2 separate regions of the Homo sapiens genome follow, and region 2 is linked to region 1. A link is an interaction called in ENCODE POLR2A ChIA-PET data of the cell type or tissue named here. Cell type or tissue: IMR-90. All regions are shown on one strand. Links, peaks and the distances in the headings refer to the core of each region. The heading gives the core; the rest is flanking DNA.

Region 1 (6,798 bases), core at 800-5,799:
AGATGGTTTCCAGAAGCTTCTCTCTTCCAAGCTCAGCAGCATCAGCAAAAAGAGAGCTTGCAAAATAATGTCTCATTATGCATCCCAAGTTGTGTGCCCATCCTGAACCAATTATGTATTCAGAGGAATTCATTATTTGGCTTGGCTAGGTCTGGCTCATAGATCACCCCCACGGAGCCAGAGAGTGCAGTTAGCCTTATTCAACCTACATTGGATAGGAAGTGGGAGGTAGAGAAGGATATAGAATGTTGACCACTAAAAGAGAGAAAGGACACTGTACAAGCAAAACCAAAATATATGGTTTTGGGCAGGGGGTGGTTCTTGGCATCATTTCAACCCCCTAGTATGCATTCCTTATTATAGAGCCTGCAAAGCGAAAATACTTCCAGACTCCCTTGCAGCTAAACTTCTGTAGGCCAATTAGGTTTCATCCATTAGAAGCATGAGAAGTGGGTGGTGGAAGAAGGTGGAATTAATCTTCCTGTTATGCTGGTAGAGGCAGCTGCTAAGCACAATTGGGAGACACTGGATTTTCCTGCAGGAATGTTCCTGTTTCCAATTGTGAGAACAACCCGTTTTTGTTGAGAGTCCATTGCAGTAACAATGATGACTGCCTCCGTATCTCTGAATTGCAACTTTCCTGGTGTTTTCATTGTTTTGTTGTTCCTGTTGCTGTTGTTGTTGTTGTTGTTTTTGAGATAGAGTCTCGCTGTGTCACCCAGGCTGGAGTGAAGTGATGGGATCTTGGCTCACTGCAACCTCCACCTCCCAGACTCAAGCAATCCTTCCACCTCAGTCCATCCCAGTAAATGGGACTGCAGTTGCATGCCACCACACCTTGCTAATTTTCTGTATTTTCTGTAGAGATGGAGTCTCTCCATTTGCCTAGGCTTGTCTCAAACTCCTGGGCTCAAGGGATCCACCCGCATTGGCCTCCCAAAGTGCTAGGATTACAGGCGTGAGTCACCACGCCCAGCCATGCTGTTCCTTTTTATGGTTCAATAATATTCCATTGTGTGGATATCCCATATTTTGTTCATTAATTATGGTGATGTAGTCTTAAAGTCAAAAATCCCCACTCTAGGGGATAATTCTCCACCTCCCTGCTAATAATAGAGGCAGAAGCTCCTGCTTGGGTGAGTTGGGAGGTGATGGTTTTTGTTTTGTTTTTGTTTTTGTTTTGAGATGGAGCCTCGCTCTGTTGCCCAGGCTGGAGTGCAGTGGTACAATCTCAGCTCACTGCAACCTCCACCTCCTGGATTCAAGCAATTCTCCTGCTTCAGCCTCCAGAGTAACTGGGATTACAGGCACATGCCATCACGCCCAGCTAGTTTTTTGTATTTTTAGTAGAGACAGGGTTTCACTATGTTGGCCAGGCTGGTCTTGAACTCCTGACCTCAAGTGATGTGCCTTCCTTGGCCTCCCAAAGGGATAGGATTACAGGGGTGAGCCATTGCTCCCAGCCGGGAGGTGGTGTTTTGTAGCAAGTCATTCTATCGGCTTTCCCTAGATCCCTATTCTCCAGCCTTGGTTCTGTAAGCACCAAGTTCCCTGGTTTTGGTTCTCATTTCCTGCAACTAAACCGTGATTGATATGTGCTTGGAAGATTCATTCCCTTTATCTGTCTGAAGAGAACCTCATAATTCACGAAGCCCCAATACTCCAAGCTATTCATGACCTACCTACTCAGTACTCCCTCCTGGACCATGCTGGAAACATCTCTTTAACAGGAACCTTCCTGACTCACTGAGCTCCAGTGAAGCACCCACCACTGGGATACATCCTCTCCATACATTAATTCCTTGAGTTCTTACAACAACCCTGTAGGGTAGGCACTGTTATCCCCCATTTAAAAATGCAGGCCAGGTGCAGCAGCTCATACCTATAATCCCAGCACTTTGGGAGGCAGAGGACTGCAGATCACTTGAGCCCAGGAGTTTGAGACCAGCCTGGCAACATGGCAAAACCCCATCTCTACAACAAATACAAAAAGTAGCTAGGCATGGTGGCTTGCGCCTGTAGTACTAGCTACTTGGAAGGCTGAGGAGGGAAGATCGTTTGAGCCCAGGAGGTCGAGGCTGCAGTGAGCTGCAATTGCACCACTGCCCTCCAGCCTGGGTGACAGAGCGAGACCCTGTCTCTAATAAATAAATAAATGAAAACTTTGAGGCTCAGAGAGGTTAAGTAATTTGCCCGAGGTCACCCAGCTATAAAGGGCAGACACAGGATTCAGACTCAGTTCCATCTGACTCAAAGCCAACCTATTGACCGGGTGCAGTGGCTGGCACCTGTATTCCCAGCACTTTAGGAGACCAAGGTGGGAGGATCACTTGAGCCCAGGAGTTCTAGGCTGCAGTGACCTGTGATGGTGCCACTGTACTCCAGCCTGGGTGACAGAGTAAGACCTTGTCTCTTTTCTTTTTTTCAAAAAAAGAAAAAAAAAAAGGAAGTAGTTGGGGTCTCGCCCAGGTAATTCTTTTTTTTTTTGGGGGGGAGATGGAGTCTTGCTCAGTCGCCCAGGCTGGAGTGCAGTGGCGCGATCTCGGTTCACTGCAAGCTCTGCCTCCTGGGTTCACACCATTCTCCTGCCTCAGCCTCCCGAGTAGCTGGGACTACCGGCACCTGCCACCACGCCCAGCTAATTTTTTTGTATTTTTAGTAGAGACAGGGTTTCACCATGTTAGCCAGGATGGTCTCGATCTCCTGACCTCGTGATCCACCCACCTTGGCCTCCCAAAGTGCTGGGATTACAGGCATGAGCCACTATGCCCAACCTCACCCAGGTAATTCTTTTAATTAATGAGAGCCCATCTCTACTAAAAATAAAAAATTATCTGAGCATGGTGCCTTGTGCCTGTAGTCTCACCTACTCTGGAAGCTGAAGCAGGAGAATTGCTTGAGCCTGAGAGATTGAGGCTTCAGTGAGCTGATTGCACCACTGGACTCCAGCCTGGGCAACAGAGTGAGACCTTGTCTCAAAAAAGAAAGAAAGAAAGGGGCCAGGCACTGTGGTTCACAACTGCAATCCCAGCACTTTGGGAGGCCACGGTGGGTGGATTACTTGAGGTCAGAAGTTTGAGACTAGCCGGGCCAACATGATGAAACCCCGTCTCTACTAAAAATACAAAAATTAGCCTGGCATGGTGGCGCATGCCTGTAATCCCAGCTACTCGGGAGGCTGAGGCAGGAGAATTGCTTGAAACCGAGAGATGGAGGTTGCAGTAAGCTGAGATCACTGCACTCCAGCCTGGGTGACAGAATAAGACGAAAGAGAGAAAGAGAGAGGGAAAGAAAGAAAGAGAGAGAGAGAGAGAGAGAAAGAAAGAAAGAAAGAAAGAAAGAAAGAAAGAAAGAAAGAAAGAAAGAAAGAAGAAAGCAAGAAGGAAGGAAGGAAGGAAAGAAAGCAGCAGAAAAAGAGGAAGGAAGGGAGGAAGGAAAGAAGGAAGGAAGGAAGGGAGGGAGGGAGGGAAGGAAGGAAGGAAGGAAGGAAGGAAAGAGAGAGAGAGAAAGAAAATAGACACACACACAACTCCACAAAACCCACAATTCAGACACACAGCTCACACACAGGTCTCCAGCATAGACATATTTATACATCCGTTTACTCAAACACTCACAATACAATCACATAAAACAGGCAGACAGTTCACATGCCAACACACTCTTGCACAGACACGCAAACAGAAGCATGGAATTTGTACAGAGCACGCTCACAGTGTCTGATCCATAACTCAGACACGGAGTCACGCCCACAAAGGCACAGTAGAGGCAGAGTTCACACACAAACAGACCCGCGGGGACCCACGACACAGCCCTCTGACACGAGGACGCCAGGCCAGGGCAGCGTGGGAATGAGGCTGCAAGGAGGGAGTGAGGTGGAGAGGATGACTCAGGAGGCCTCTCTGGGGGAGGAGGAGGGAAGGGGGAGGAGGGCAGGCATCCAGCGCATGTGGTTCCTATTAGGGGCCTGGGAATTGAGGCATGAGCTGGCGGGACAAGGAGACCCAGGAACGCTTCCCAGCCTTACCAAAGCAGGAAGGAGCAGGGCCCTGATCTAAGGCCATGCGGCCGGAACTTGGCTCAGAACCACAGCCGTTCTAAGGCAGAGTGGTCTGCCCCAAGCCAGGCCCAGCAGGGGGCTCATTTCAACCCCTGCGATAGTCCTGGAGAAGATTTCTTTTTATTTTTTCTTCTTTCTTTCTTTCTTTTTTTTTTTTTTCTGAGACAGAGTTTCGCTCTTGTTGCCCAGGCTGCAGTGCAATGGCGCGATCTCAGCTCACTGGAACCTCCACCTCCCAGGTTCAAGCGATTCTCCTGCCTCAGCTACCCGAGTAGCTGGGATTACAGGCTCCTGCCACATGCCTGGCTAATTTTTGTATTTTTAGTAGAGACAGGGTTTCACCATGTTGGTCAGGCTGGTCTTCAACTCCTGACCTCAGGTGATACGCCTGCCTCGGCCTCCCAAAGTGCTGGAATTACAGGCATGAGCCACCAAGCTGGGCCCCTTTCTTTCTTTTTTTGAGACAGGGCCTCACTCTGTCACCCAGGCTGGAGTGTGGTAGCACAATCACAGCTCATTGTAGCCTCGACCTCCCCAGGCTCAGGTGATCCTCCTACCTCAGCCTCCCAGGTAGCTGGTACTACAGGTGCACACCGCCACCATGCCCAGCTAATTGTATTTTTTATAGAGATGGGGTTTCACCATGTTGCCCAGGCTGTTCTGGTCTTGAACTCCTGGGCTCAAGTGATCAACTCGCCTTGGTCTCCCAAAGGGTTGGGATTACAGGCATGAGCCACCCGGCCTGGACTTTTTTCTTTTTTTTTTTTTTTTGAGACAGGGTCTTGCTCTGTCGCCCAGGCTGGAGTACAGTGGTGCAATCATGGCTCACTGCAGCCTCGACATCCTGGCCTCAGGCAATCCTCCTTGGAGGGTTTCGTAGGGGAGGAAAGTGACATTCAGAAAGGTGAAGCAACTTGCCTGAGGTCACACAGCAAGGAGGTAGAGGAGCTAGGATTCAAGCCCTTGTCTCTGTGCAGCCTCCTCTCCCCACCTTGTAGTAGAGGCCAGGACCCCTCCATTTAAGCTACAAGCAGAGATCAAGAACTGACACCTGGACCAGGCTGCACTGGATTTGTGGCTCTGAAACAGCCAGCTCTGGCCAGGCGCGGTGGCTCTTGCAAGTAATCCCAGCACTTTGGGAGGCCAAGGCAGATGGATCACTTGAGGCCAGGAATTTGAGACCAGCCTGACCAATATGATGAAACCCTGTCTTTACTAAAAATACCAAAAATTAGTCAAGCGTGGTGGTGTGTGCCTGTAGTCCCAGCTACTGGGGAGACTGAGGCAGGAGAATCACTTGAATCCAGGAGGCGGAGGTTGGTGGGCCGAGATCACGCTACTGCACTCCAGCCTGGGGAGCAGAGTGAGGCTCTGTCTCAAAAAAAAAAAGAAAAAAAAAGGGAAAGAAAAAGCCAGCCCCATCCTCAAATAACTTAGAGTCAAGAGCGTGCTGTGTGCACATGTGGGCAAGGTTCTCTGGGCGTGTATGGGAGGCCCTGACGTAGCCTGGGTTGTTTGCCATGAGGGGCGGATGCTGGAGATGAAACCTGAAGGATGCAGAGGAGCTAGCAGGGCTCGGTGGGCAGCAAGAAGACCCTGGGGCTGCAAGGTTCAGAGAGTTAGGTCACCTGGTGAGGGACAGTGACAGGGGAAGCCCAAGATTCTAGGTCAGAGGACTTGGGCTTTATCTTAGGGTTAACAGGGAAGCCTCAGAAGAATGGTGAGAGGAAAGGGACAGGGTGAAGTCTGAGTGACCAGCACGAAGTCCACACCCAGGACAGCTGAACATGTGCCTCCCCCATAACCCAGAATTTCTATTCTTAGCAATCTATACACCCTAGAGACACTTATCTATGTGCACAAAAGACACACGCTGTGGCCGGGTGCAGTGGCTCATGCCTGCAATCCCAGCACTTTGGGAGGCCAAGGCGGGAGGATGGGTTGAGCCCAAGAGTTCCAGACCAGCCTGGGCAACAGGGCAAGACCTCCTCTCTATAAAATAATAATAATAATAATAATAATAATAATAATAATAATAATAAAACTACCTGGTCATGGTGATTTGCGCCTTCTATTTGGGAGGATGAGGTGGGAGAATCACTTGAGCCCAGGAGTTGAAGGCTGCAGTGAGCTATCATTGCACCGCTGCACCCCAGCCTGGGCAAGAGCAAGACCCTGTCTCTTAAAAAAAAAAAAGACACATGGCTGGGCCGGGTGCAGTGGCCCATGCCTGTAACCCCAGCACTTTGGGAGGCCAAGGTGGGTGGATCACAAGGTCAGGAGTTTGAGACCAGCCTGGCCAACATGGTGAAACCCCCGTCTCTACTAAAAATACAAAAATTAGCAGGGCGTGGTGGTGCGCACCTGTAGTCCTAGCTACTCAGGAGGCTGAGGCAGGAGAATCGCTTGAACCCGCAAGGCGGAGGTTGCAGTGAGCCGAGATCAGGCCACTGCATTCCAGCCTGGGTGACAGACGGACAATCTGTCCCAAAAAAAAAAAAAAAAGACACATGGCCAGGCACAGTGGCTCTTGCCTGTAATCCCAGCACTTTGGGAGGCCAAGGTGGGTGGATCACGAGGTCAGGAGATCGATACCATCCTGGCTAACACGGTGAAACCCCATCTCTACTAAAAATAGAAAAAATTAGCTGGGCATGGTGGCGGGCGCCTGTAGTCCCAGCTACTCAGGAGGCTGAGGCAAGAGAATGGCGTGAACCCGGGAGGCGGAGCTTGCAGTC
Region 2 (6,798 bases), core at 783-5,782, 130 kb after region 1:
AGAGAGAGAGAGAGAGAGAGAGAGAGAGAGACCAGGTGGAGTGGCTCACTCCTGTAATCCCAACATTTTGGGAGGCTGAGGCAGGAGGACAACTTGAGTCCAGGAATTCGAGACTAACCTGGGCAACAAAGTGAGACCCTGTCTCTACAAAAAAATCAAGAAATTAGCTGGATGTGGTGGTGTGTGCCTGTAGTCCCAGCTACATGGGAGGCAGGAGGATTGCTTGAGCCCAGAAGGTCAAGGCTGCAGTAAATCATTCACACCACTGCACTCCAGCCTGGGCAGCAGACTGAGACCCTGTCGAAAAGGAAAGGGATGGGACAAGACGGGACAGGACAGGACGGGACGGGATGGAATGGGACGGGACGGGAAGGGAAGGGAAGGGAAGGGGAGAAGAAGAAGAAGAAGAAGGAGAAGAAGAAGGAGAAGGAGAGAGAAGAGAAAAGAGAAGAGAAGAGAAGAGAAGAAGGAGGAGGAGGAGAGGAAGGAAGGAAGGAAGGAAGGAAAGAAGGAGGGAGGGAAGGAGGCAGGGAGGGAAGGAAGGAAGGAGGGAGGGAAGGAAGGAAGGAATGTTCCTTCCTCTTCTATTTGTTGGAAGCATTTGAAAAGAATGTGTACTTAACTTATTGGTAGACTTCATCACTGAAATCATTCAGTCATGACCTTTTCTTGTTTGGAGGTTTTTGATTACTAATTCTAGTTCTTATTACAGATCTGTTGAGATTTTCTATTTCTTCTTGAGTTAGTTTTATGTATTTCTAGAAATTTGTTCATCCAGATAGATTATCTGATTTGTTGGTGAATAATTGTTCATAGCATTCTCTTATAATCCTTTAAATTTCTGTAAGGTCAGTAGTAATGCCTCTATTTTCATTTCTAATTTTAGTTATTTGCACCTTTTTTTCCTTTGTCAGTATTGCTAAAGGTTTGTCAATTTTCTTTATCTTTTTGAAGAACCAACTTTTGGTTTCCTTGAGTCTTTGTCTATTTATTTATTATTATTATTATTTTGAGATGGAGTCTCTCTCTGTCACCCAGCCTGGAGTGCAGTGGCACGATCTCAGCTCACTGCAACCTCTGCCTCCCAGGTTCAAGCAATTCTCCTGTCTCAGCCTCCAGAGTAGCTGGGACTACAGAAGCGTGCCACCACACCCGACTAATTTTTTTGTATTTTTAGTAGAGATGGGGTTTCACCATGTTAGCCAGGATGGTCTCGATCTCCTGACCTCGTGATCCCTGCCTGCCTCGGCCTCCCAAAGTGTTGGGATTACAGGCGTGAGCCACCGTGCCTGGCCCATTGAGTCTTCAAATTTCTCCACTGTTTCTCCTTTTTCTTTCTTTCTTCCTTTTTTTTTTTTTTTTTAGATGGATTCTTGCTATGTTGCCCAAGCTGCTGGTCTTGAATTCCTGGACTCAAGTGATTCCCCACTCCTCAGCCTCCCAAAGTGCTGAGATTACAAGCATGAGCCACTACGCCCAGCTATACTGATTACTTTTTTAATTTTAGTTTTTATTCATTTTCACAGACAGGGTCTCACTCTGTCACCTAGGCTGGAGCGCAGTGGCATGATCATGGCTCACTGCAGCCTGAACTCCTGCACTCAAGTGATCCTCCTGCCTTGGCCCCCCAAGGAGCTGGGACTACAGGTAGAAGCCGCCACACCTGGCCTGTCCTTATTATCTTTTTAGGATACATGAAAACAAAAAGATTCCCCCAAAGGCAGACATGTAGAAAAGAAAATGGGGACTGGGCGCGATGGCTCATGCCTCTAATCCCAGCACTTTGGGAAGCCAAGGCAGGTGGATCATCTGAGGTCGGGAGTTCGAGACCAGCCTGACCAACATGGCGAAACACTGACTCTACTAAAAATACAAAATAATTAGCCAGGCATGGTGACGGGCGCCTGTAATCCTAGCTACTCAGGAGGCTGAGATGGGAGAATTCCTTGAACCTGGGAGGCGGAGGTTGCAGTGAGCCAAGATTGTACCACTACACTCCAGCCTGGACAATAAAGCCAGACTCTGTGAGAAAGGAAATGAGAGGAGAGGGGAGGGGAGAGGAGGGGAGGGGAGGGGAGGAAAGGAAAGGAAAGGAAGAAAAGAAAGAGAAGAAAAGAAAGTGGGAAACTCCATCGCAAGCCTTTATCGTACGCTCCTCCCCGCAGAACCAGAACGTGCACATCCTGCATCCCCTATTCAACATGGAAAACACTTGAGTAGCCAAGGACAAAAATATGTAATGTTTCTTACTGTGTGTACACCGGGACTTCCTCCTTCTGGATCAAACACTTCTTAATGTGTAACTTTTTGGAGGAGGAGTCCAACACGCTTTGCTTTTGCAATCAGAAAAGGAAAAAAGGGCAGAGTATCATGCTTAGAGGGGAGAGAATGCTATCGGCAAATTTAAAATTCCAAAATGTAAAGTAGAAAGAGGACATTGTCTGTCCATCCCACATCCCAGAATTACAGGTCTGGTGTCTGCACCGACTGGCTTTTTTTTTTTTTTTTTTTTTGAGATGGAGTCTCGCTCTGTCGCCCAGGCTGGAGTACAGTGGCTTGATCTTGGCTCACTGCAACCTCCGCCTCCCGGGTTCAAGCGATTCTTCTGCCTCAGCCTCCTGAGTAGCTGGGACTAAAGGCCTGCACCACCACACCCAGCTAATTTTTATATTTTTAGTAGAAACGGGGTTTTGCCATATTGGCCAGGCTGGTCTCAAACACTCCTGACCTCGTGATCCGCCTGCCTCAGCCTCCCAAAGTGCTGGGATTACAGGCGTGAGCCATCACACCTGGCCCCGACTGGCTTTTTCTCAGTACTTTCCCTCGGGGCCTTCTGGCCTTGGTTCTCCTCCAGAATGTAGGATCAATGATTAATGATGGATGTTTCTGCTGTCAGGAGCTGAGATGTGGCAGCAGTCCCTGGAGTGGAGTGAGGAACTGTTTCCCACAGGCCACGCCCTCGGAAAAGCAAGATAAACCAAAGTGGTGGGCGTGGTGGCTCACACCTGTAGTCCCAGCACTTTGGGAGGCTGACGTGGGAGGATCACTTGAGTCCAGGAGGTCAAGGCTGAACTGCACTCCAGCCTGGGTGATGTGGCAAGTCCCCACCCCCAAAAAAAGAAGAAAGCAGCTAGACGTGATGGCTCATGCCTATAATCCCAGCACTTTGGGAGGCCAAGGCAGGCAGATCCCTTGAGGCCAGGAGTTCAAGATCAGCCTGGACAACATGGCAAAACCCTGTCTCTACTAAAGATATAAAATTAGCTGGGCATGGAGGCACACGCCTGTAATCCCAGCTACTACTTGGGAGGCTGAGGTACGAGAATCCCTTGAATCCAGGAGGCGGAAGTAGCAGTGATGTGAGATCACGCCATTGTGCTCCAGCCTAGGCGACAGAGCAAGACTCTGTGTCAAAAAAAAAGAAAAAAACAAAAAAAAACACCGGAAAGAAAAGAGGCTGCGCTCAGTGGCTCACGTCTGTAATCCCAGCACTTTGGGAGGCCAAGGTGGGAGGATTACCTGAAGTCAGGAGTTTGAGACCAGTCTGGCCAACATGGTGAAACCCTATCTCTATTAAAAATATAAAAAACTAGCCAGGCATGGTGGCGGGTGCCTATAATCCCAGCTACTCAGGAGGCTGGGGCAGGGAATTGCTTGAACCAATGGGGTGGGGGTTGCAGTGAGCCAAGATTGCACCACTGCACTGCAGCCTGGGTGACAGAGCAAGACTCTGTCTCAAAAAAAAAAAGAAAGAAAGAAAGAAAAGAAGGAAAGAAGGAATGGAGGGAGGGAGGAAGGGAGGGAGGGAGGGAAGGAGGGAGGAAGGAAGGAAGGAAGGAAGGAAGGAAGGAAGGAAGGAAGGGGAGAAGGAAGGAAAGAAGGAAGGAGAGAAGGAAGGAAGGTTGGTTAAGGACTGTCTGGTTCCAAAGCATGCCCCCTTCATCTCTACAATTCTTAACCTAAATTCCAGCTTGAAGGAGTTTGCAGTCAGTTGGCCTGAGTTCAAATCCTGGCTATACCACTTATAAACTGGGTATCCATGTGATTTGCTTAATCTCTTGGAGGCTCAGTTTCTTCATCTGTAAGGGCCAATCATGCCTAAGCCAGAAGATCCTAAGGCCTAGGGCATAACCTGCAGACAGCCTGACACTCAGTGAGCTCCAGATACACTCAGGGAATTTATTTTAGCCATTATAATTTCTCCACTCACCACTCACCAAATTCATTTGAGCAGAGCCCCATTAAACAGGTTCCTCAACTTTTGCACATAATGTATTCCTGGAAAAATGTATGAAACTGATTTCACAAAAGTCGAACAACAGATTTCTGTGCTACAAAGGATGTTCCATTTACTGAGAACTACTCAAATTATAAAATCCCAAATTACTTCTCACCTGTTAGGCATCATTGTCAAAGATAGTGTCCAGGGTTTCATACATGTTATTTTTAAAAATTAATTGGATTGGCTGGGCGTGATGGCTCATACCTGTAATCCCGGCACTTTGGGAGGCTGAGGTGGGCAGATCACGAGGTCAGGAGTTCGAGACCAACCTGGCCAACATGGTGAAACTCTGTCTCTACTAAAGATACAAAATATTAGCTGGGCGTGGCAGCACGTGCCTGTAATCCCAGCTTCACAAGGGGCTAAGCCAGGAGAATCGCTTGAACCCGGGAGGTCGAGGTTGCAGTGAGCAGAGAGCACGCCATTGCACTCCAGCCTGGGCGACAGAGCAAGACACTGTCTTAAAAAAAGAAAAAAAGAAAAAAGAAAAGAAAATTAATTGGATTTATCTTATTGGGTATTTTTTTTTCTCACTACAAAATGATAGATTAGATGCTTGTTGCAAGAAAAATTCAAACCAGGTGCAGTGGCTCATGCCTGTAATCTCAGGGCTTTGGGGGGCCGAGGAGGGAGGATCACTTGAGCCCAGGAGGTCAAGATCAGCCCAGGCAACATAGTGAGACCCCGTCTCTACACAAATAATAAAATTAGCTGACATGATGGTGCACACCTATCGTCACAGCTACTTGGGAGGCTGAGGCAGGAGGATCGCTCGAGCCCAGGAATTCAAGGCTGCAGTGAGCTATGATGATGACACGGCACTCCAGTCTGGGTGGCAGAGCAAGACTCTGTCTCAAAAAAAAAAAAAAAAAAAAAAAGGCCAGGCGCAGTAGCTCACGCTTGTAATCCCAGCACTTTGGGAGGCTGAGGCAGGCAGATCATGAGGTCAGGAGATCAAGACCATCCTGGTTAACACGGTGAAACCCCGTCTCTACTAAAAATACAAAAAATTAACTGGGCGTGGTGGTGGGCGCCTGTAGTTCCAGCTACTTGGGAGGCTGAGGCAGGAGAATGGCATGAACCCGGGAGGCGGATCTTGCAGTGAGCCGAGATCGCACCACTGCACTCCAGCCTGGGCGACAGAGCGAGACTCCATCTCAAAAACAAAAAAAAGGAAGAAGAATAAGAGGAGGAGGAGGAGGAAGAGAAGGAGGAGGAGGGAGGAGGAGGAAGGAGGAGGAGGAAGGAGAAGGACAAAGAGAAGAAGAAGACAGCAACAGAAAATGAGAGACATGATTAATCCAGCATGCTTAATAGTTTAGTAGTAGATTTTTCCATGGTGTCCTTCCCAAAAGGTTTCACCAACGGATGCTGTCTCTAATGATTTGGGAGATTTCTCATTTCCCTACAGCTTCTCCAGCTCTGAGCATTCCCGATCAATTTTTCATTTGACTCAACTGGAGTGGGAAATTGACTAGATTGTGAAAAGCATGCACATGCTCCAATGGTCTCCATCTCCTCCACAATATTTTTTTTCTTTTCTTTTTTTTTTTTTTTTTGAGATGGAGTTTTGCTCTTGTTGCCCAGGCTGGAGTACAATGGCACGATCTCGGCTCACCGCAACCTCCGCCTCCTGGGTTCAAGCAATTCTCCTGCCTCAGCCTCCCGAGTAGCTAGGATTACAGGCATGCGCCACCATGCCTGGCTAATTTTGTATTTTTAGTAGAGACAGGGTTTCTCCATGTTGGTCAGGCTGGTCTGGAACTCCCGACCTCAGGTGATCCCCACCTTGGGCTCTCAGCCTCCCAAGGTGCTGGGATTACAGGCGTGAGCCACCGTGCCCAGCAATTTTTTTTTTTTTTTGAGATGGAGTCTCACTCTATTGCCCAGGCTGGAGTGTAGTTGTGCGATCTCGGCTCACGGCAACCTCTGCCTCCCGGGTTCAAGTGATTCCCCCACCTCAGCCTCCCGAGTAGCTGGGACTACAGGCACACACCACCATGCCTGGCTATTTTTTGTATTTTTAGTAGACAGGATTTTGCCATGTTGGCCAGGCTGGTTTCGAACTCTTGGCCTCAAGTGATCTGCCCTCCTGGGCCTCCCAAAGTGCTGGGATTACAGGTGTGAGCCACTGCACCCGGCCTTCCTCCATAATTGAACACAGTCGCCCAGCTTAAGCCTCCAAGGGTCCAGTTCCAGGTCAAGATTTGCTGCTTTTTTTGTTTTGTTTTGTTTTGTTTCGTTTTGGTTTTGAGACAGAGTCTTGCTCTGTCACCCAGGCTGGAGTGCAGTGGCATAATCTTGGCTCACTGCAACCTCTGCCTCCTGGGTTCAAGTGATTTTCCTGCCTCAGCCTCCCAAATAGCTGGGATTACAGGTACCCGCCACCACGCCCAGCTAATTTTTGTATTTTTAGTAGAGATGAGGTTTCCATGTTAGCCAGGCTGGTCTCGAATTCCTGACCTCAGGTGATCCACCTACTTTGGTCTCGTAAAGTGCTGGGGTTACAAGAGTGA

The links. Peaks named below come from ENCODE experiments on the same cell type or tissue, not always from the same donor. Only the 100,000 strongest peaks of a DNase experiment are listed, where the experiment ranks them.
Region 2: POLR2A ChIA-PET joins it to region 1 with 9 read pairs; 4 of 35 experiments call an interaction of 5 or more read pairs at or near these places.

The regions. Positions count from the first base shown.
Region 1 is chr19:9,941,754-9,948,551 of GRCh38, forward strand. No RefSeq gene overlaps it. Among named protein-coding and RNA genes, the nearest start is that of OLFM2, 8.6 kb to the left of the region's middle. In IMR-90, for the core only: a CTCF peak has its summit at 4,119 (motif pointing right); a DNase peak (open chromatin) is centred at 3,898; H3K27ac peaks cover 1,442 bases.
Region 2 is chr19:10,076,249-10,083,046 of GRCh38, forward strand. No RefSeq gene overlaps it. Among named protein-coding and RNA genes, the nearest start is that of SHFL, 6.7 kb to the right of the region's middle. In IMR-90, for the core only: no CTCF peak of the experiment used is centred there; no DNase peak of the experiment used is centred there; H3K27me3 peaks cover 777 bases.